Regions from separate parts of the Homo sapiens genome. Here region 2 is linked to region 1. A link is an interaction called in ENCODE POLR2A ChIA-PET data of the cell type or tissue named here. Cell type or tissue: Panc1. All regions are shown on one strand. Links, peaks and the distances in the headings refer to the core of each region. The heading gives the core; the rest is flanking DNA. Region 1 overlaps TESK2 (testis associated actin remodelling kinase 2). Region 2 has its middle 36 kb from the start of LINC01144.

Evidence for each region. Peaks named below come from ENCODE experiments on the same cell type or tissue, not always from the same donor. Only the 100,000 strongest peaks of a DNase experiment are listed, where the experiment ranks them.
Region 2: POLR2A ChIA-PET joins it to region 1 with 13 read pairs; 2 of 35 experiments call an interaction of 5 or more read pairs at or near these places.

What each region holds. Positions count from the first base shown.
Region 1 is chr1:45,375,993-45,386,606 of GRCh38, reverse strand. TESK2 (testis associated actin remodelling kinase 2) reads left to right here. Exons shown (of 11, transcript NM_007170.3): 4 at 647-695. Among named protein-coding and RNA genes, the nearest start is that of TOE1, 41 kb to the right of the region's middle. In Panc1, for the core only: no CTCF peak of the experiment used is centred there; no DNase peak of the experiment used is centred there.
Region 2 is chr1:45,262,973-45,273,586 of GRCh38, reverse strand. No RefSeq gene overlaps it. Among named protein-coding and RNA genes, the nearest start is that of LINC01144, 36 kb to the left of the region's middle. In Panc1, for the core only: no CTCF peak of the experiment used is centred there; a DNase peak (open chromatin) is centred at 7,006; H3K4me3 peaks cover 276 bases; H3K27ac peaks cover 1,883 bases.

The DNA of each region.
Region 1 (10,614 bases), core at 817-8,816:
ATCCCAGAAATCACCAGTAAAAAAACTAATCCATATAACCAAAAACCACCTGTACCCCTAAAACTCTTGAAATAATTAAAAACAACAAAAAGATTAAGAGTCTACAGGGCTGTACAAGATAGCAGGGGGCTTCACAGGTTCTTTCTTCCTTTCCTTTCCCTTTCCCTTTCTCTTTGCCTTTCCCTTTCCCTTCCTTTCTTTTCTATCTATCTTTCCTTTTTTTTTTTTTAGATGCAGTCTCTTTTTTTTTTTTTTTTTTTTGAGTCAAAGTCTCGCTCTTGTCCCCTAGGCTGGAGTGCAATGGTGCGATCTCAGCTCACTGCAACCTCTGCCTTCCAGGTTCAAGGGATTCTCCTGCCTCAGTCTCCTGAGCAGCTCGGACTACAGGCGCATGCCACCACACCTGCCTAATTTTTGTATTTTTAATAGAGATGTGGTTTCACCATGTTGGCCAGGATGGTCTTGAACTCCTGACCTCAGGTGATCCGCACACCTCTGCCTCCTAAAGTGCGGGGATTACAGATGTAAGCCATCATGCCGCACCCCACAGGTTGTTTCTAATGCATGGGTAACTAACCTGATTTCTCTATATGAATTTATATTTGTGTCCTTTTCACTTGTTAAATAATTCTGTCTTGTTCTTTAGGTTCATGGGTGTATGTGTTCATCAAGGACAATTGCATGCACTTACAGAGGTAAGACATCAGTAAGTGTTGAAGTAACGTATTTGCCTTAGTTTCAGCATTTATAGTTCCATAGTAAGTGTTGCTTGCATATGTAAACAAAATGTATGTGCATTTATGTTTATGCAAAAATGGCAGTGTTAATAATGCTTTATTCTGTTGCCTGGGAACAATGGCAGTATTTCTTTATATATATATATATATATATATATACACACACACACACATACACTTTAAGTTCTGGGGTACATGTGCAGAATGGGCAGTATTTCTTAATGTCCTTCTATTCCCTCATAATACTTGGTGAATACTCTGACAATATGAGTGCTCAAGTATTAAAGTATTAAGTTAGCTCTTGCTGCCTAGATATGACTCCATCCTAAGCCAAGGGATGACAGCACTTGACTGCAAACTCTCTATGGCAACAAATTACCAGACCACCTGGTAATGTTTGCTGTCCTGATCTAGAATTCCACAGTCCCTGCTGTGGTTTCCTGGTTGGTCTTATTACTTGTTGGAATCAGTTTACATCTTCATTCTCGTTTCATTTCCAGCCTCTGCTAGGCGGAATATGTGATAGTCATTATTCATCCTCCGAGGATCAGAGAACTCTCTTTAGAGCCAATTCAGGTACCAAGTTATCAACTTCAGACCTTGCTTGGGTGCTCCTTGGAAACACAGATTCCTGGAATCTTCTAGGTTTAATAGGTTTGTATAGGGCCTATTACATCTATATTTTTAAAAGCTCCTCAGATTATTTCATGAGCATCTGGATTTGAGAATCTATGTTCTAGATTCTTTTCACATTCCTCCTTGAGAAGCAATTACCAAAGTACAAAGTGAAGAAACTTAGGAAGGAAAGTTGTTTAACAGAATTTGCAAGAGTGTTGGTTTTTTACTGGCTTGGTAACTGGTATTAGTCCTTAATAGCTTATGAAAGAGGGTCCCATGTGCCTCAGTCTCTCTCTTTTCTCAGTTACTGAAGGCACTAGAATGTGGAATGTGTGCAGCTATGCCCTGCCTCTTAAATGGAAAGCCAAAGAAGACAGAATGGTGAAGAGGTTAAGAGCATGGCCTCTGAAGTCTTGATTACATACGTTTGAATCTGTCTGTATCTCAAAGTTTCCATCTGTATAATGGGGATAATAATAATTAATAATACCTGCCCCAGGGAGTTTAGATAGAGAAGATGACCAAGAGCTGAGCCCTAGAATATTTGGGAGTCTGAGGTGAGAGGATTACCTAAGACCAGGATTTCGAGACCAGCCTGGGCAACATAGCAAGGCTCTGTCTCTACAAAAAAAAAAAAAAAAAAAAAAAAAAAAAAAAATTAATAATTAGCTGGATGTGATGGCATGTACCTGTAGTCCTATTTACTCAGGAGTCTGGGGCAGCAAGATTGCTTGAGCCCAGGAGTTTGAGGCTATAGTGAGCCATGATTGTGCCACTGCACTCCAGCCTGGGCAACAGAGTGAGACCCTGTCTCTAGATACATAGATAGATAGATAGATAGATAGATAGATAGATAGATAGACAGATAGATAGATAGATAGATAGATACGTACGTACATACATACATACATACATACATACATACATAGAGTGAGACCCTGTCGATAGATAGATAGATGAATGAATGAATGAAAGTCTGGGGAGAAGGACAGACTGAGAAGGAGCAGTTAGTGAGGTAGGTAGAAAACCAGAAGAACGTGCTGGCCTGTAATGAAAAGGAAAGAGTTTCAAGGAAGGAGTATTAATTGTGGCAAATGCTGTTGATATAATGTTGACCTCACAAGGATGTTGGGAGGATGAAATATAAAATACTTATTTAGTACAGTGCCTGGCATGTATAAATTATTTAATACATGTTAACTCTTTGAACAAAATAACAGTGACTAGTCCCTCTTCTGAACTCTGAATTGTTAATATTTTTCATTTTGTACTTAGTCCTATACCGCTGTTAGTGTCATTAAATTAGACTTTTTACTGAAGTATAACATATCAGAAAAAGTATACATATGAAAAGTACCACTCACAAAATTTTTACAAATGAACACACCCATAACCAGCACCCCAGATCAAGAAACATTTGCCATGTATTTTTTTTCTTGGAAGTGAGTCTATAAATTCTTCAGAGATAAAATTCTCCCCTTCCTTCTGTCTACCAGAGTTCTGACGCTAACAAGCATAAAAGTATTTGATGCATTCCCTGCATGTGTGATTGTTCTCTGAAATGTGAATTCATTGGAAGGGCTGGTGTGTTAATTTTGCCGACAGAGAAGAACATCCTTTAAAATCTGTGTTAAGTTGCATATTTTAAAGCAGGTTGTGGTGGAAATGACAGTAATGAGTGATCATAATGCAATATTCTCTTGGCCATGTTGTACTTAATCTGCTGCTTGTTAGCTTCTTTATAGCCATATAAAACATACAATGTGTACTTTATGGAAGAGTATTTATTGCCAGTCTTTCCAGCAGCATTAATGAGATTTTGACATAGCTTATGATATTAGTAATTTTTAATATGATGTTAATAGACTGGTAGTGATGAAGCCCAAATAGCCAAATGCTCTTGGTTATTTTTAGAAGGGATCAGCAAAGGCCTTGATGGCATAGGTCTTTCGAGACTTCTAGGTTTAATTGCCTTATAATTTGACTTGGCAGCACAACTATATGGTAAGGATAATAAAAAATAAATTATTAAAAATATCTAGCACAGTCCTTGAAACTTAGATGACATTCACCAAATACTTTTCAGTTGGTGGAATGCTTGTCCTCCAAAGTAATGTGAGTACCATTCTTCATTTCTCTTCACATTTATTTGTCAATAATTACAGTAGACAAGCATGGCACTCATTAATACCTATAAAACATTGACATTATTAGGAAGAATATTTCCCATATACATTAGTGATCTGGACTTTCCTGGGCTTGAACCATTTCCATGAGTCTTCTTTGTAATTGTAGACATTAATTGAACTTGGAACAGTCAGACACTTAGTTTTTATTTTTAAACTACCTGTAGTAATGATAGACTAAAGATTTTTTTTTTGGGGGGACGGAGTTTCACTCTTGTTGCCCAGGCTGGAGTGCAATGGCCCGATCTCAGCTCACTGCAATCCACCTCCCAGATTCAAGCAATTCTCCTGCCTCAGCCTCCTGAGTAGCTGGGATTACAGGCATGCGCCACCATGACCGGCTAATTTTGTATTTTTAGTAGAGACGGGGTTTCTCCATGTTGGTCAGGCTGGTCTTGAACTCCTGACCTCAGGTGATCCGCCTGCCTTGGCCTCCCAAAGTGCTGGGATTACAGGTGTGAGCCACCGCGCCCGGCCAGCTGACTCAAGTTTTTAAGCAAACTAGTATTTGTTAAAGTGAAAGCATAGTCTGGGCATGGTAGTTCACGCCTGTAATCCCAACACTTCCAGAGGCCAAGGTGGGCAGATTGCTTGAGCTCAGAAATTTGAGACCAGCCTGGGCAACATGGCAAAAGCCTGTCTCTACAAAAAATACAAAAATTAGTCAGGTGTGGTAGCATGCACCTGTAGTCCCAGCTATTGGAGAGGCTGAGGTAGGAGGATCACCTGAGCCCAGGAGGTTGAGGCTGCAGTGAGCCATACTTGCACTACTGTATTCCAGCCTTGGTGACAGAGCAAGACCCTGTTTCAAAAAATATATAGTGAAAACGGTTTGGTGAAAAGTCACATGAAACCTTTTAAATTTAATGAGTTGAAATATGAATCTGTATTGAGGCTGGGTGCAGTGGCTCATGCCTATAATCCCAACACTTTTAGGAGGTAGAGGCAGAAGGATTGCCTGAGGCCATGATTTTGAAACCAGCCTTGGCAACATAGTGAGACCCAGACTCTACAAAAAATTAAAAAAATCAGCCAGATGTGGTGATACACACCTACAGTCTCAGCTACTTGGGAGGCTGAGACAGGATGATTGCTTGAGCCCAGGAGGTTGAAGGTTGAGAATGCAATGAGCCATGATTGTACCACTGCACTTCAGCCTGAGCAACAGAGAGAGACCTCTTAAAAAAAAAAAAAAAAAAAAAAAAGAATAGGAATGTACCATAAGTATGTCTTTCATTCACAAGACCTAACCTTGTCTTTCACTTAGTCACAAGTATCAGGGAAGTGTAAATCTTTGTTTTTTTTTTAACAGAAAATATAATTCTGTGTATTGGTTAGCTGTTGCCCTCCAGCCACAAAACCTCAAAAGCATACAATAAACGTTTATTTCTCATACATTTCCAGAGTTAGCTGAACTGAGTGGGGCTAGATTTGGCAGTTGTGCTGATCTCAGGCTCACTCATGCATCTGCAGGTCAGCTGGTGGTCTGCTCTAGGCTGAAATTTGCTGGGAGAACTTTGCTCTGGCTCATCCTCCTTCTGGGGCCAGTGGGCTAGACTGGACTTGTCCTTTTTAAGATGATACCAGAATAGCAAGAATATGACAGTCCATTTGCACAACTGATTTTCATGACTCTCCTTATGTTCAGATTTGCTTGGCCAACATCCCATTGGACAAAGCAAGTCACATGCTTGAGTCCAGGGGTAGGAAGTATGCTCTGCCCTTATCAGGAATATGCCGCAAAGTTATGTGTCAAAAGGCACAGATTCAGTAGAAGGCGAAGAATTGGAACCTTTGACAATCAACCATGCCCTGTAAATATCCCAGTCAGCAGATCATAAGTATTTGTGTTTTCTGCCCCATTGGAGAGTAAAGAATTTCTCCCATTTCTTAAACCATAACAACTATTAGTTATTTAAACTCCCACTATGGGCAGAATGCTATGGTTGATACTGTATATTAACTATAATTCTCACAATGCTATAATCTTATTTCTTCCATTTTGTAGATGAGAAAACTAAAGCTTAGAGAAATTAAGTTACTTCCCCAAAGTAGGATTGCATCCAGGTTCATCTGACTTCAAAGTCTATTTCTATTACAACATGCTGTGCTTAATTGATTTTTATATTCCCCACGGTGCTAAGCACAAGATCTTATGTGTGTAGCATGCATAGTATTTGTAGAATTCAATTCTGACTCACTTTTTATGTATTCTGGGTTATTTGGAAAAGATACTTTCTTCCTGGTCATTGGGTGTATTAGAATGTGTTTGGGAGCAAGTAACAGAAAATAGTTAAATGGGCTTTAAACAACAAAAGGACTCATATAACTGGAATTTTAGCAGTTTATTAGATTAAGTATTGATATAATTCAATGGTTAAATTGACGCTGTCCAGAGACCTTATTCTTTCTCTTTGCTCTGTCTTTATGTTGTCAGTTTCATCCTAAAATAAAGATGTCTGTCACTCATAATCAAAAAGTAGCTGCCAAAAACTTACATGGTATATGTTTTCTCTTCTATAGCCAAGATGAGTGGGAGGTTGGGATGGAGAGGAGAGGAAGAAAGAGAGAAGAGAAAGAGATGCCTCTGGATAGATTGTATGTCATCTCAAAGCGCTTTTTCCTTTTAATATTGTTAAGAAAGGCACAGAGAAGGAAATACCGTCAAAATCAAGCAGTTTGGGAACCTGTTAGTGCAGAAACTCTCAGTGGCTAGAAGATTGGGGAACTGGGTAAGGTATATGGTTGTGGAGAGGGTTCACAAATGGCAGTACTCTCTGATCAGGAGAGTCAGCAATTGAATTGCTTGGTGAGCAGGATGTTTTGGGGGTCTCTCTTGCCTTTTCTGCCATGAAGAAAACTATCCAGCCAGGTGCAGTGGCTCATGCCTGTAATCCCAACACTTTGGGAGGCCGAGGCGGGTGGATCACCTGAGGCCAGGAGTTTGAGACCAGCCTGGCCAACATGGTGAAACTCCGTCTCTATAAAAAATACAAAAATTAGCCAGGCATGGGTGGCACAAGCCCATGGTCCCAGTTACTCCGGAGGCTGAGGCAGGAGAATCACTTGAACCTGGGAGGTGGAGGTTGCAGTGAGCCGAGATCATGCCACTACACTCTAGCCAACAGAGCTCTAGGCAACAGAGCGAGACTCTGCCTAAAAAAAAAATTTAAAAAAAAATAAACTATTCTTATTTTCTTCTGTGGCGATGAGAACCACTCAGCCAATTCTGCAGTTGCAGAATATTCCTTGGCCTAGTCGAGGTGATTCGGTCTTTTTACAACAGAGCCATCTCAGTCGAGCAGATGTTTGGTACTGAAAGAAATGCTTTTAGCTAAAGGCTATTGCAGAGAGTTTGTTATTCACATAGCTCTGATCCTCCTGTCACTCCCTATTCCCACCCAACCATACATCTTCTTTCTTTATTAAAGAGTATTAGTGACTTTGGAAATTTCTTGTTTATGCGGGTTGATATGTATTGCTTCTGAGTTGGTTTTGTCAGACTTATAAGAAGCCTTATATAATCAGACAGCTTACAATGAAACTCCATGGGTTCAGTGACCAAACTCATGCGTTATTTATAAAAATGAGCAAGCCAAGGCCATGTCCAGTGGCTTCACACCTGTGACCCCAGCACTTTGGGAGGTTGAGAGGCAGGAGGATTATATGAGGCCAGGCGTTCAAGACCAGCCTAGGCAGCATAGTGAGACCTTATCTCTACAAAAAAATTTAAAAATTAGCCAGGCATGATAGTTTGTGCCTGTGGTCCCAGCTACTCCTGCTGAGGCAGAAGGATTACTTGAGCCCAGGAGGGCAAGGCTTCAATGAGCTAGGATTCTGCCACTGCACCCCAGCCTGCACAACAAAGTGAGACCCCATCTCAAAGAAAGGAAAAGTGAGCAAGGCAGACCCTGATTCCAGTTTTTTTGGTGTGCTGTGATATGTGATATTGTTATTAGTTGTGCCTGCTTCTTATTTTTTTGTGTGTTTCAGTACAGAATATTTTCCTATCCTTATTTACCATGATAAAGATGTGAAGTTGCTTGGTGCCCTGCCTTGGGTTAACTTTGGCAGCAAAGGCATACCTATCTTTCAAGTTTGGGACTGGCAGCTGTTAACCACCACATGGTAGTTTAGAGACACACCAGAGGTACTAACAGTGATTGCATCTGTGATTCAGGTTTTCCTAAAAGGACAAGTGAGGGGGAAACGACAAAGATGTAAATTAGAAAATACACGGGAAGGTAGAGATTCACTTGATACACACCATTTTGAGTGAATCTACTATGGGCTAGGTACTTTGCTAGGCTTTAGGTTTAGGATAAAAAGACATCTGCTCCCATGATCTATTGTTACATAACAAGCTACCCCAAAACTTAGTGGCTTTCTAATTTTAGTTTGCTTGTGATTTTGTAGGTCAGGTATGCAGAAGGGCTTTCCTGGATCTTTGATCCATATGTGTCAGCTGGAGTGACTGAGCTGGCAAATCCATTTCCAAGATGGCTTCTTCATTTGCATATCTGGTGCCATGGTACTCCTTGGTTCTTCTCTTTTTCCACATGGTGTCTCATTCTTTAGATCATCTCCATATGGCTTAGGCTTCCCACAGCATGGTGATCTCAGGATAGTTAGACTGGTACAAACCACTCAAGTGGAAGCTGCAAGCCTTTTATGACCTAGCCTTGCAAGTTCCAGAATGTCCCTTAAGCTGCATTTTATTGGTCAAGCAAGTCACTAAGGCCATCTGTCAATGACCATCTTTAGTTCACTGGAGTGTCTTTCATGAACTCAATGGTTAATGGCTGGGATAGTGAGAAAATTCTTACTGTGCCCTTCCTTAGAAACTGTTTTTTAAAAATCTGTTATCCCATGCTGTTAACTCTCAGATCTCTCTGTATATTAATAGTTGTTACTCATTATAGTTCATTTTCTTTTTTTCCACTCAGTTATTTTGCTAGTGTTTGCAGTACAGCTTAGCTTGGTTACCTTCCCCAAACTGGCCATCCATTCCAACCTTATCATTTCATTTCTTTATTTTTTGAGATGGAGTCTTGCTCTGTCACCCAGGCTGGAGTGCAGTGGCACCATCTCAGCTCACTGCAACCTCCACCTCCCAGGTTCAAGAGATTCTCCTGCTTTAGCCTCCCAAGTGGCTGGGACTACAGGCGCACACCACCACACCCAGCTAATTTTTGTATTTTTAATAGAGACATGTTTTCACCATGTTGGCCATGCTGGTCTCAAACTCCTGACCTCGTGATCCGCCCACCTCGGCCTCCCAAAGTGTTGGAATTACAGGTGTGAGCCACTGTGCCCGGCCCTTATCATTATTAGAATCCTTGTTCTTGGCCGGGCACAGTGGCTCACACCTGTAATCCCAGCACTTTGGGAGGCCAAGGTGGGCAGATTACCTGAGGTCAGGAGTTCGAGACCAGCCTGGCCAACATGGTGAAACCCTGTCTCTACTAAAAATACAAAAATTAGCTGGGCATGGTGGCACATGCTTGTAATCCCAGCTACTCGGGAGGCTAAGGCAGGAGAATCACTTGAGCCTGGGAGGCAGAGGTGGCAGTGAGCCGGGATCGCACCACTGCACTCCAGCCTGGCAAACAGAGCAAGACTGTCTCAAAAAAAAAAAAAAAAAATCCTTGTTCTCTTATTAGAATCCTTTGTTCTTTGGGGTTAGTTTTGATTTTTTCTCATCACTTGAATTTAATCGGTCCGCCGTCTTTTCCTATTTTCTTCTTTGTGATATCTTTCTGATTATTTTTCTTTCTCTTCATTCCAAAGCCATAATATTATTTCATGCCTCAATTCCTACAAATACTTTTTTTTTTTCTTAAGAGACAAGGTCTTGCTGCTCTGTCACCTAAGATGGAATACAGTGGCACCATCATAGCTCACTGCAGCCTCAAACCCTTGGGCTCAAATGATCCTCCTGTCTCAGCCTCCCCATTAGCTGGAACTACAGGTGCATGCCACCACACCCAGCTAATTTTTACATTTTTTGTAGAGATGGAGTCTCACTATATCACCCAGGCTGGTCTCGAACTCCTGACCTTAAGGGATCCTCCCACCTGGGCCTCCCAGAGTGCTGGGATTACAGGTGTGAGCTATCACACCTGACCTGTTTTCTTCATTTTGACATACTACTATCTGAATAATCATCATCAAGCACACCTGATAATGTGATGCTTCTGTCTAAAAAATTATGTTTCCTATTCTAAATTCTCTCTAATCTCGTTTGATAATACGAATCCCTCCCTTAGTTACATGGGTCTTTTTGCTCTCTTCTATACATTCTTGCTTTAGGTGTCCCTTCCAGTACTAGGAATGTCCTTATCTCTCTTCTCTCCAAGCTGTGTCAAATCCCAGGTTCTCTAATGGAACTAAGTCTCCTAGATAGAGCTTATAATAATACTCTGTGTGGCTGGGCCCATAGTATATGCTTAGTGTGTGTTTGTAGTTGATGGTCTAGTGTAGACCCAACTCTAAGAAAGCTGAATTAGCCCTAGCGGAAAGAGCCAGAAATCAAAAATAGTGTGAAGGCCAGGCACAGTGGCTCACGCCTGTAATCCTAGCACTTTGGGAGGCCAAGGCAGATGGATAACTTGAGGTCAGGAGTACAAGACCAGCCTGGCCAACATGGTGAAACCCTGTCTCTACTAAAAAAAAAAAAAAAATTAGCCAGACGTGGTGGCGGGGGCCTGTAATCCCAGCTACTTGAGAGGCTGAGGCAGGAGAATTGCTTCATCCCTGGAGGCAGAGGCTACAAAGCCGAAATCACACCACTATGCTCTATCCTGGGTGACAGAGTGAGACTCTGTCTCAAAAAAAAAAAAAAAAAAAAAAGAGAGAGAAAGAAATGTCACATCTCAAATCCTTTCATAATTAGAAGTTTATTTCACTTAAACTTCTATGTGCAAAAAATATTTCTACAAATACAGTTTGACATGTACTTTGCTTTTGGAAAAAGTAATTTTTATTTAATTTTTTTGCTTTGCTCATTTAGTAATAAAAAACTCTCAAACTGTGGTACATTTCTGTTCTTATTTTTAGTAACTCCCTGTGAC
Region 2 (10,614 bases), core at 1,177-9,176, 110 kb after region 1:
TACAGGTGCCTGCCACCATGTCTGGCTAATTGTTTTTTGTTTTTGTTTTTGTTTTTTGTATTTTTAGTAGAGATGAGGTTTCACTATGTTGGCCAGGCTGGTCTTGAACTCCTGACCTCATTATCCATCCGCCTCAGCCTCCTAAAGTGCTAAGATTACAGGCGTGAGCCACCCACCGTGCCTGGCCCAACACTTTTTTTCAAAGGCAGATGTCTATTTTTCCTCCTCGTGAATGTAAGGCCAGACTTAGTGACTTCCTTCTAACAAATAGACTGTGGTGGAAGTGACTGTGTGTGACTTCTGAGGCTGGGTTAAAGAAGATACAGCTTCCTCCCTGCATTTTTCTCACTCTTGGATCACTCATTCAGGGGAAGCCATACCATGCTGTGAGGTCACTGAGGAAAACCAGAACGCCCCTGTGGTATTCTGTCATAGCAACGCAAAATGGATTAAGACAATGACAAACCAAAAGAAAACAAACAAAAAATTGTTCATAAATATGCTAATTCATTCATTCAGCATTCATTGCAAAACTATTTTATTATTAGTCATCTATTGCTACATAACAAATTTCCCCAGAACTTAGAGGCTTAAAACAACAATAATCATTTATTCTTTCTCATAAGATATAACTTGGTATGGTGGCTCTCGCTAAGAATTAGCTAGATTCTGTGGGAGGCCTCAATTCCTCTCTAGTTGATACCTGGAGAGGAATTGAGGCCTCCCACAAACAGCCAGCAACCACTTGCTAGTGATGGGAGAAAGCTACCTTGAAAGTGGATTCTCCAGCCCCAGTCAAGCTTTCAGATAGCTGCAGTTCTGGTTGACATCTGAACTGTAACCTCACAAGGGATTCTCAGCCAGAACCACCACACCAAGTTATATCCTGTGAGAGATAATAAATGATTGTTGTTGTCTTAAGTCTCTAAGTTCTGGGATAATTTGTTATGTAGCAATGGATAACTAACCATAAAATATTTTGCAATTAATACTGAATGAACAAATCAGCATATTCATGAACAATTTTTTGTTTTCTTTTGGTTGGCATTACCTTCATGCATTTTGTGTTGTTATCCCAGAATACCACAGACTGGGTTATTTTATTTTATTTTATTTTATTTTATTTTATTTTATTTTATTTATTTTATTTTATTTTATTTTATTTGAGACAGAGTCTCACTCTGTTGCCCAGGCTGGAATACAGTGGCATGATCACAGCTCACTGCAGCCTCAACCTCCTGGGCTCAAGTGATCCTCCCACCTGAGCCTCCCGAGTAGCTGGATCCACAGGTGCATGCCACCATACCTGGCTGATTTTTGTATTTTTTGTAGAGATGGAATTTTGCCATGTTGCCCAGGCTGGTCTTAAACTCTTGGGTTCAAGCAATCTGCCAGCCTCAGCCTCCCAAAGTGCTGGGATTACAGGTGTGAGATACCATGCCCAGCCCAGACTGGGTAATTTTAAAAGAACAGAAATTTATTTCTTAAAGTTCTGGAGGCTGTGAAGTCCAACATTGAGGGTCTGCCTCTGGTGAGGGCCTTTTTGCTGCATCATCTCATGGTGAAAAGTGGAAAGGCAAGAGAGGGCGTGTGAGAGCAAGAGAACAAGAAGTGGCCAAACTCGCTTTTATAGCAACCCACTATCATGATAACTAACCTACTCCTGTGATAATGACATTAATCCATTGACGACAGCAGAGCTCTCAGAAACTAATCACCTCTTATCAGGCCCCACTTCCCAAGACTGTTGCCTTAAATTTTTTTTTTTGAGACAGAGTTTCACTCTTGTTGCCCAGGCTGGAGTGCAGTGGCACGATCTCAGCTCACTGCAAACTCTGCCTCCTGGGTTCAAGCAATTCTCCTGTCTCAGCCTCCCAATTAGCGGGGATTACAGGTGTATGCCACCATTCCTGGCTAATTTTTGAATTTTTAGTGGAGACAGGGTTTCATCATATTGGTCAGGCCGATTTCAAACTCCTGACCTCAGGTGATCCTCCCGCCTTGGCCTCCCAAAGTGCTGGGATTACAAGCATGAGCCACCGTGCCTGGCCTTAAAGATTAATTTTATAACACATGAACTTTGGGGGACACATTGAAACCATAGCAGGAATAAATCAGGAATTACATTAGTAATAATTCCAACAGGTGCCTGAAATTTTCTTTTACATTTTCTCTGTACTTTATGGACTTTCTCAACCATACAAATTGGAGTAAAAACACAAACAAGATAGCACAAATATCTAATCCTAGAAAGACTGTGTTGGTTGAGTGATTTCAATATGAGGAAAGATTAATTATACATGTACTTCCACTATCCACCGCCAAAGATTAGTTGGCATACAAGGCACAACGCTTATGGATCATGAAATCATGATGAAATTTTGGTCAAGAAAGGTTTTTTTTTTTTAAAAAAAAATCTTAAATGTAGATTTTTACCCAATCTTTAAGGCAGTAGTTGATTTACATTTTATTACATGCTTTAACCAAAAGTTTGTACTTTTTGGGTTAAAAAAGCCAAATATTTAAGGGTAATCAACCACTGCAACTGCTTTGTCTTTGTCTCTGTCAACAGTACCCTCTGAATCCTTTCAGTTTCATAGAGGATAAAGAGAATTTTCACAAGGAATCTTAATGTATTAGTCTGTTTTTATGCTGCTGATAAAGACATAAGGCTGAGAGGAAAAAGAGGTTTAATCGGACTTATAGTTCCACATGGCTGGGGAGGCCTCAGAATCATGGTGGGAGGTGAAAGGCACTTCTTTACACAGTGGCAGCAAGAGAAAATGAGGAAGAAGCAAAAGTGGAAACCCCGGTTAAACCCATCAGATCTTGTGAGACTTATTCACTATCATGAGAATGGCATGGAAAAGGCCAACCCCTGTGATTCAATTACCTCCCCTGGGTCCCTCCCCCAACACGGGGAATTCTGGGAGATACAATTCAAGTTGAAATTTGGGTGCGGACACAGCAAAACCTTATCATTCCAACCCTGGCCCCTCCAAATTTCACGTCTTCATGTTACAAAACCAATCATGCCTTCCCAACAATCCCCCAAAGTCTTAACTCATTTCAGCATTAACCTAAAAGTTCACAGTCCAAAGTCTCATCCGAGACAAGGCAAGTCCTTCCACCTATGAGCCTGTAAAATCAAAAGCAAACTAGTTACTTCCTAGATACAATGGGGGTACAGGTATTAGGTAAATACAGCTGTTCCAAATGGGAGAACTTGGCCAAAACAAAGGGGTTACAGGGCCCATGCAAGTCCAAAATCCAGCAGGGCAGTCAAATCTTAAAGCTCCAAAATGATCTCCTTTGACTCCATGTCCACATCCAAGTCACACTGATGCAAGAGGTGTGTTCCCATGGTCTTGGGCAGCTCTGCCCCTGTGGCTTTGCAGGGTACAGCCTCTCTCCCAAGCTGCTTTCATGGGCTGGCATTGAGTGTCTGCGGTTTTTCCAGATGCACAGTGAAAGCTACCAGTGGATCTACCATTCTGGGGTCTGGAGGATGGTGGCCCTCTTCTCACAGCTCCACTAGGCAGTGCCCCCAGTAGGGACTCTGTGTGGGGGCTCCAACCCCACATTTCCCTTCTGCACTGCCCTAGCAGAGTCTCTCCATGAGGGTCCCGCCCCTGCAGCAAATGTTTGTCTGGGCATCCAAGTGTTTCCATACATCTTCTGAAATCTAGGTGGAGGTTCCCAAACCTCAGTTCTTAACTTCCATGCACCCGCAGGCTCAACACCACGTGGAAGCTGCCAAGGCTTGGGGATTTCACCCTCTGAAGCCACAGCTGAAGCCATACATTGGCCCCTTTCAGCCATGGCTGGAGTGGCTGGGACATAGGCACCAAGTCCCTAGACTGCACACAGCACTAGGATCCTGGGCCTGGTCCTTGAAACCACTTTTTCCTCCTGAGTGGTCTCTGGGCCTGTGTTGGCAGGGCTGCCATGAAGGTCTCTGACATGGCCTGGAGATGTTTTCCCCACGGTCTTGGGGATTAACATTAGGCTCCTTGCTACTTATGCAAATTTCTGCAGCTGGTTTGAAGTTCTCCCCAGAAAATGGATTTTTCTTTTCTGTCGCATAGTCAGGCTGCAAATTTTCCAAACTCTTATGCTCTGCTTCCCTTATAAAACTGAATGTGTTTAACAGCACCCAAATCACCTCTTGAAGGCTTTGCTACTTAGAAATTTCTTCTGCCTGGCCTGGCGTGGTGGCTCACGCCTGTAATCCCAAAACTTTCGGAGGCCGAGGCAGGTGGATCACTTGAGGTCAGGAGTTCGAGACCAGCCTGACCAACATGGTGAAACCCTGTCTTTACTAAAAATACAAAAAAAAATTAGCTGGGTATGGTGGCGGGTGTCTGTAATCCCAGCTATTCGGGAGGCTGAGGCAAGACAATCGCTTGAACCTGGGAGGTGGAGGTTGCTGTGAGCTGAGATTGCACTACTGCACTCCAGCCTAGGCGACAAAGCTAGACTCTGTCTCAAACAAAACAAAACAAAACAAAACAGAAAGAAATTTCTTCCACCAGATACCCTAAATCATCTCTCTTAAGTTCAAAGTTCCACAAATCTCTAGGGCAGGGGCAAAATGCCACCAGTCTCCTTGCTAAAACATAACAAGAGTTGCCTTTGCTCCAGTTCCCAACAAGTTCCTCATCTCCATCTGAGACCAACTCAGCCTGGATTTTATTGTTCATATCACAATCAGATTTTGGATAAAGCCATTCAACAAGTCTCTAGGGAGTTTCAAACTTTCCCACATTTTCCTGTCTTCTTCTGAGCCCTTCAAACTGTTCCAATCTCTGCCTGTTACCCAGTTCCAAAGTCGCTTCCACATTTTCGGGTATCTTTTCAGTAACACCCCACTCTACTGGTACCAATCTACTGTATTAGTCCATTTTCATGCTGCTGATAAAGACATACCCGAGACTGGGAAGAAAAAGAGGCTTAATTGGACTTATAGTCCCACATGGCTGGGGAGGCCTCAGAATCATGATGGAAGGCGAAAAGCACTTCTTACATGGCAGCAGCAAGAGAAAATGAGGAAGAAGGAAAAGCAGAAACCCCTGATAAACCCATCAGATCTCGTTAGACTTATTCACTATCACGGGAATAGCATGGGAAAGACTGACCCTCGTGATTCAATTACCTCCCCTGGGTTCCTCCCACAACATGTGGGAATTCTGGGAGATACAATTCAAGTTGAGATCTGGGTGGGGACACAGCCAAATCATATCACTTGACCTGGTGAGATGTAATATTCATTATTCCCTGTTGTAATCCAGCACAGAAGTAATGCCTGATACACACACAGCAGACACTCAAAAATATTATTGAATAAACAAGTGAGTGAATAAATCTCTGTACTTATCATAATCATTCAGATGTTAAATTCTATTCCAGTTGCCTAAGTAGGAATGAATGTACAACTAACACTGGTAGAAACAGAGAAAGTCTGAATTATGCAGCATTAATCTAACAAGTACAGTGAACTACTGTATTATTGCTTGTTTGCTCGTGTTTACATTTTCTTCACAAAAATATAATTTTTGTTTTACAACTGTGTGGTAAATTAGGATATGGCTTATTCTGTGACCAGCTCATTCATCATCTCTTCCAATGTCATTATGGTGTGACTTTCTGAAATGCAGAGACTGAAAAGTTAAACTACGTTTCCCAGGTTCCTTTACTGTTAGAGTTCTAAATGAGACTTAGGTTCCTTCAAACAAATGCATTCACATGGGACCTGAAAAGGAACTGGGCTCCTAATAATTCCCTCATACAGTATATGGTAATTTCCCCTACCTGCAGACTCACCTTCCCCTACCCACAATCTATATGGTTCCAGGAGAGAGTTTTAGGAATCCATCTTTCTGGTCCCAATGGTCATAGAGCTGTTTGGTCTGGACCTGGAAGTGCAAGTGATGGCTCCCTAATTTGGCAGGAGCTTCCTGAAGTGGAAGAGGTGGCATGATTTCAGAAAGTTGGTGGCTACTGGGTGTTAATCCCTGATTCAGCTGGTAGTTTACTATTCTTAGTGGGAGCAGCAGCTTCCTTTACAGCTCAGCTCTAGAGTGTGGCTTTGAGAGTTGTTTCTGGAAGACTGGCCTACAGTTTCTCCAGCCCATCTAATCATACTGTAAGCCATTTAATATCTTGCATTACATCCATTTCTTTTTTTTTTTTTTTTTTGAGACGGAATTTTGCTCTTTTTGCCCAGGCTGGAGTGCAATGATGTGATCTCGGCTCACTGCAACCTCCACCTCCTGGGGTTCAAGTGATTCTCCTGCCTCAGCCTCCCAAGTAGCTGGGATTACAGGTGCCCACCACCATGCCCAGCTAATTTGTTGTATTTTTAGTAGAGATGGGGTTTCACTATGTTGGCCAGGCTGGTCTCGAACTCCTGACCTCAGGCGATCCACCCACCTTGGCCTCCTAAAGTGTTGAAATTACAGGCGTGAGCCACTGTGCCCGGCCACAATAAATCCATTTCTGTACAAAGGAGTAGTAATTTTTTTTTCCCTCTGCCACTGAAACCTAACCCAAAGCAAGGGACTAGGAGGTCCTGTACAACTGACATGATTTATTACTATGTAGATTATTAGAATACAGATGTAATTTAATATTTATGAAATTTCACATATTCTATTGTCAGGGCCATCCAGCTTCAAACAAAAATATATGCTCCTGCAACATTCTACAAATTGATTTTTCAAAAAATCCTACCAAATTTAAATTCTATTGAAGTATTCTTTTATTGTTTTCTAGTGCCATTAGGACTGTGGTTTGCATGCAACAGAATTATACTAGATTTAAGCAAAAGAAAAATGAATTTATATAAGGATACAGGTCATCTCATGAAACTCCAGGGCTAGGAAGTGGTAGAACCTCAGGAATAACCTGGAGCCAAGGATTGCAGTGCTAAAGAGAACTTAGGAAGCCCTCTTGCCAGCTCTCACTCTTTCTCTCTCCTTCATTCTTTCTCATTACTAACTGTAAGGAATACGGCTGTGCTTTGGTCAAAAATAGGCCAAGGTAAACATCCAGAGTGACTCAGCGAGTTTAGAGTGCAGGCGTATAACTCCACTTGTTATCACAGCCATGTAGCCATAACATGGGAAGGCCATTCCTTGACTCTAAGCCACTATTGTCTGTAAAAGGTATAATTGCCCTGATAACACTGTACAGGCATGCTGGAGCCAAGAGAAAGAGAAAGAGAGTCAAAGCTGTCCATCTTTGCAGACAGACAGAGGGGAGCCAGGACACAGCTTGGCTTGCTTGTGCCCAGAGAGAGTTTAGCTGCTGACCCTGAAGGCAAGGGAGAGCCAGCCACGCAGCTGTGTGTGGGAGCCGCCGGACTAAGCAGCCAAGACAGGGCGGACAGTGTGAGAGAGCTGTTGATGAGAGCTGCTGCTGAATAAAATCATCTTTCACCTGCTTATGGCCCCCCTGGGTGTTCTTTCTGCTCATCCACCCACTCCCCTCATACCCCAGCATGACAATTGGCGTAGTTGTGAACTTGACACTAGTGTTCTCTGTATCCTAATCCACTGGCTTAAAAAAAAAAAAAAGCCTCTAGGCCAGACGTGGTGGCTCACACCTGTAATCCCAGCACTTTAGAAGGCTGAGGCAGGCAGATCACTTGAGCCCAGGAGTTAGAGACCAGCCTGGACAACATGGTGAGATCCCTGTCTCTACAAAAAATACAAAAATTAGCTGGGCGTGGTGGCATACACCTGTGGTCCCAGCTACTCAGGAGGCTGATGTGGGAAAATTGCTGGAGCCCAGGGGATCGAGGCTGCAGTGAGCTGTGATCATGCCACTGCACTCCAGCCTGGGTGACAGAGCAAGACCAAATCTCAAAAATAAATAAATAAACCAAAATAAAAGGATAGACAGGTAGACTGAGGCAGAAATCTCCCAGACTCAATTCCAGAGTGTTGAGGAAAGTCCATGAGTAACCAGCTTCAGTCTGGTGCCTAGTTCAGCCAAGCTGCACAACTCTAAAGGGTGCCATTCATCTAAACCTCTAAAGGATGCCATTCTATGAAATAGTGCCCCTGGTGCATATTTTACAGAAGGGAATGTGAATGATGCCCCTTTGGCACCAATCAGCTGGAGTCTGGAGTCCGAGTTCCATACAGGAACTTGGCAATGGGTGCTGTGTTCCTGGAACCATATAGATTGTGGGTAGGGGAAGGTGGATTTGTAGATAAGGGAAATTACCATATACTGTACAATTATTAGGAGCTCAGGAGACAAGTTCATGGATGTGTATTACAAGAATGGTATACTGATTTTAAATATATTAGACCAGGAAGAGACAAATTATGGCCCACAGGCCAGATCCAGTCTGCCCCTTGTTTTTGGAAACATGGTTTCATTAGAACACAACCATGCTCAGTTATTTGTATATTGTCAATGGCCTCATTTGTTCTAGAATGGCAGAGTTGAGCAGTTGCAACAGAGATTATACAGTTCACAAAGACTACAATATTTACTACCTGGTTCCTTACAGGAAAATGTTGATCCTTTGCCTAGATCCTTGATGCCCAAAAGGAGGTCCACAAGCCTGCAGTCTCAGCATCACCTCGGAGCTTCTCAGGCCTTCACCTGGAACTACTAAATCAGAACTTGCATTTAAATAAGATCCCCAGGTGATTCAGAGGCACATTAAAGTCTGAGAAGCACCATGTGAAACTTATCAGTGGGCGCAAGCAATACTATTGAAATATTCATTCACAAACCCTTTTTAGCCTATGGGACACGATGCAATACCCCAGCATATTAGATTAGTGTGCCACTATCCCTGGATTTGATGTAGTGATTTTTTTTTCTGACTACGTCAAGGCAGAGTGTCATTACCATCAGCACAAATTCTTACCAAACATCTGCCTGGACAAAAGGATATCTGGCTACAATTTGTTAGGTACCTACTTATTCATTCAATTATAACAGATATTTATTGAGGGCATACTCTGTGCTAGGCATTGGACCACAATAATGAACAAATTGGCACAATTCCAGCCTTCATGTTGTTGTGGAGCTTTCATGTATCATCTTATCTATTTCTTTTTAAAAGCTTTTAGGTGGATATATTAATCTCCATGAGGAAACTGAGGTGCAGAGAGGCTAAATGACTTGCTCAAAGTCATACAGCCGGTGAGTGGCGGAGGTGAAAATTGAACATAAGATGTAAGTCTTTCTGACACCACAGTTTATGTTTTCTCCTATGCAGCAGTTTCATGCGTTCTCCTATTGCAGTGCCAAAGAGAACTTAAGCGTGATTCTAGGAGATTGTAATCTGAAAGAGATCTACATCCAGAGAACCAGTGTTTTCTAGATAAGAAATGGTCTCCCACTTGCCAGATATAGCCAAGATGATACTGCGTGATTGGGGCAGGTTGAAAACTGGAGAAGCCCAGCTCCTTTCCCAAGACCTTCTCTTCAGAAGCCACACACCTGCTACCTTTATCTGTGAGAGAGACAGATGCCTCTGATTCAGTTACTCCTTCCAGACACTTGGAATGAGAGATGCACCTGAGGCCCTGGGTAGGACAGGAAATGCACTCTCTTAGGGAGAAAAGGGGTTGGGGTTAGTGCTTCTTCCTCCAAGAAACTCAGAGTGAATTCCATTCACTGGGGTCACCTTACCTTTCTAGCTCTCCTTCCCACCTGTTCTACACACCCCTTCAACTTACCCAGCCCTTCTTCCTTGTCTTGCTTCTTAATCATTCCATTGTACTTTCTTGAACGTTCATTCTGAGAACTACAAGTATACCTCTCCTAGATAGTTATGTCCTCAAACTGGAGAAGAGAAATGAAACAGGCAGAGGGAGGTGGGGAGAGGGATGGAGAGACGAGGGCACAAGTGAATGATGGAGAAAGATATTGGGCTGGACCCAGGTAGTGAGGAAGGAGGAAGAGGTTGAACACATGGCTGGTTGAGGGAAGAAGGAAGAGCAGGAATGACAGGCATGGAGCAGGATGCTCTCTGATGGAGCATGAGGAAAAGGATGGCACCGAGAAGCTAGCAGCGATGGGCCAAAAACAACAGCAACATCATCATTCCCATCCCCATCTCTATCTCTATAATAGTGACCATATGAAGTAAGTACTGTAACTACCTCCATTTTATAGTTAAGGCAACTGAAAAATAGAAGGATTAGGTAAATTGTTTCTGATCACATGACTGTAATGACAGAGTCAAGATGAAGACAGAGGCAGGCTGGCTTCAAAATCCATGCTCTTATCTACCATCCTGTCCTGTCTCGCAAAGGCACAATGTTGAAAACAATAGGACATATTTCCCTTTAGATATCCGTGGCCCAGAATTGACCTGTTTGTGTTCATTTCAAGCAAGGCATTTTTTTATTTTTTATTTTTTTGAAACAGAATCTCACTCGTTTGCGCAGGCTGGAGTGCAGTGGTGCCATCTTGGCTCACTGCAACCTCTGCCTCCCAGGTTCAAGCGATTCCCCTGCTCACCACTACACCCGGCTAATTTTTGTACTTTAGTAGAGTTGTGGTTTCACCATGTTGGCCAGGTTGGTCTTGAACTCCTGATCTCTAGTGATCTGCCTGCCTCAGCCTCCCAAAGTGCTGGGA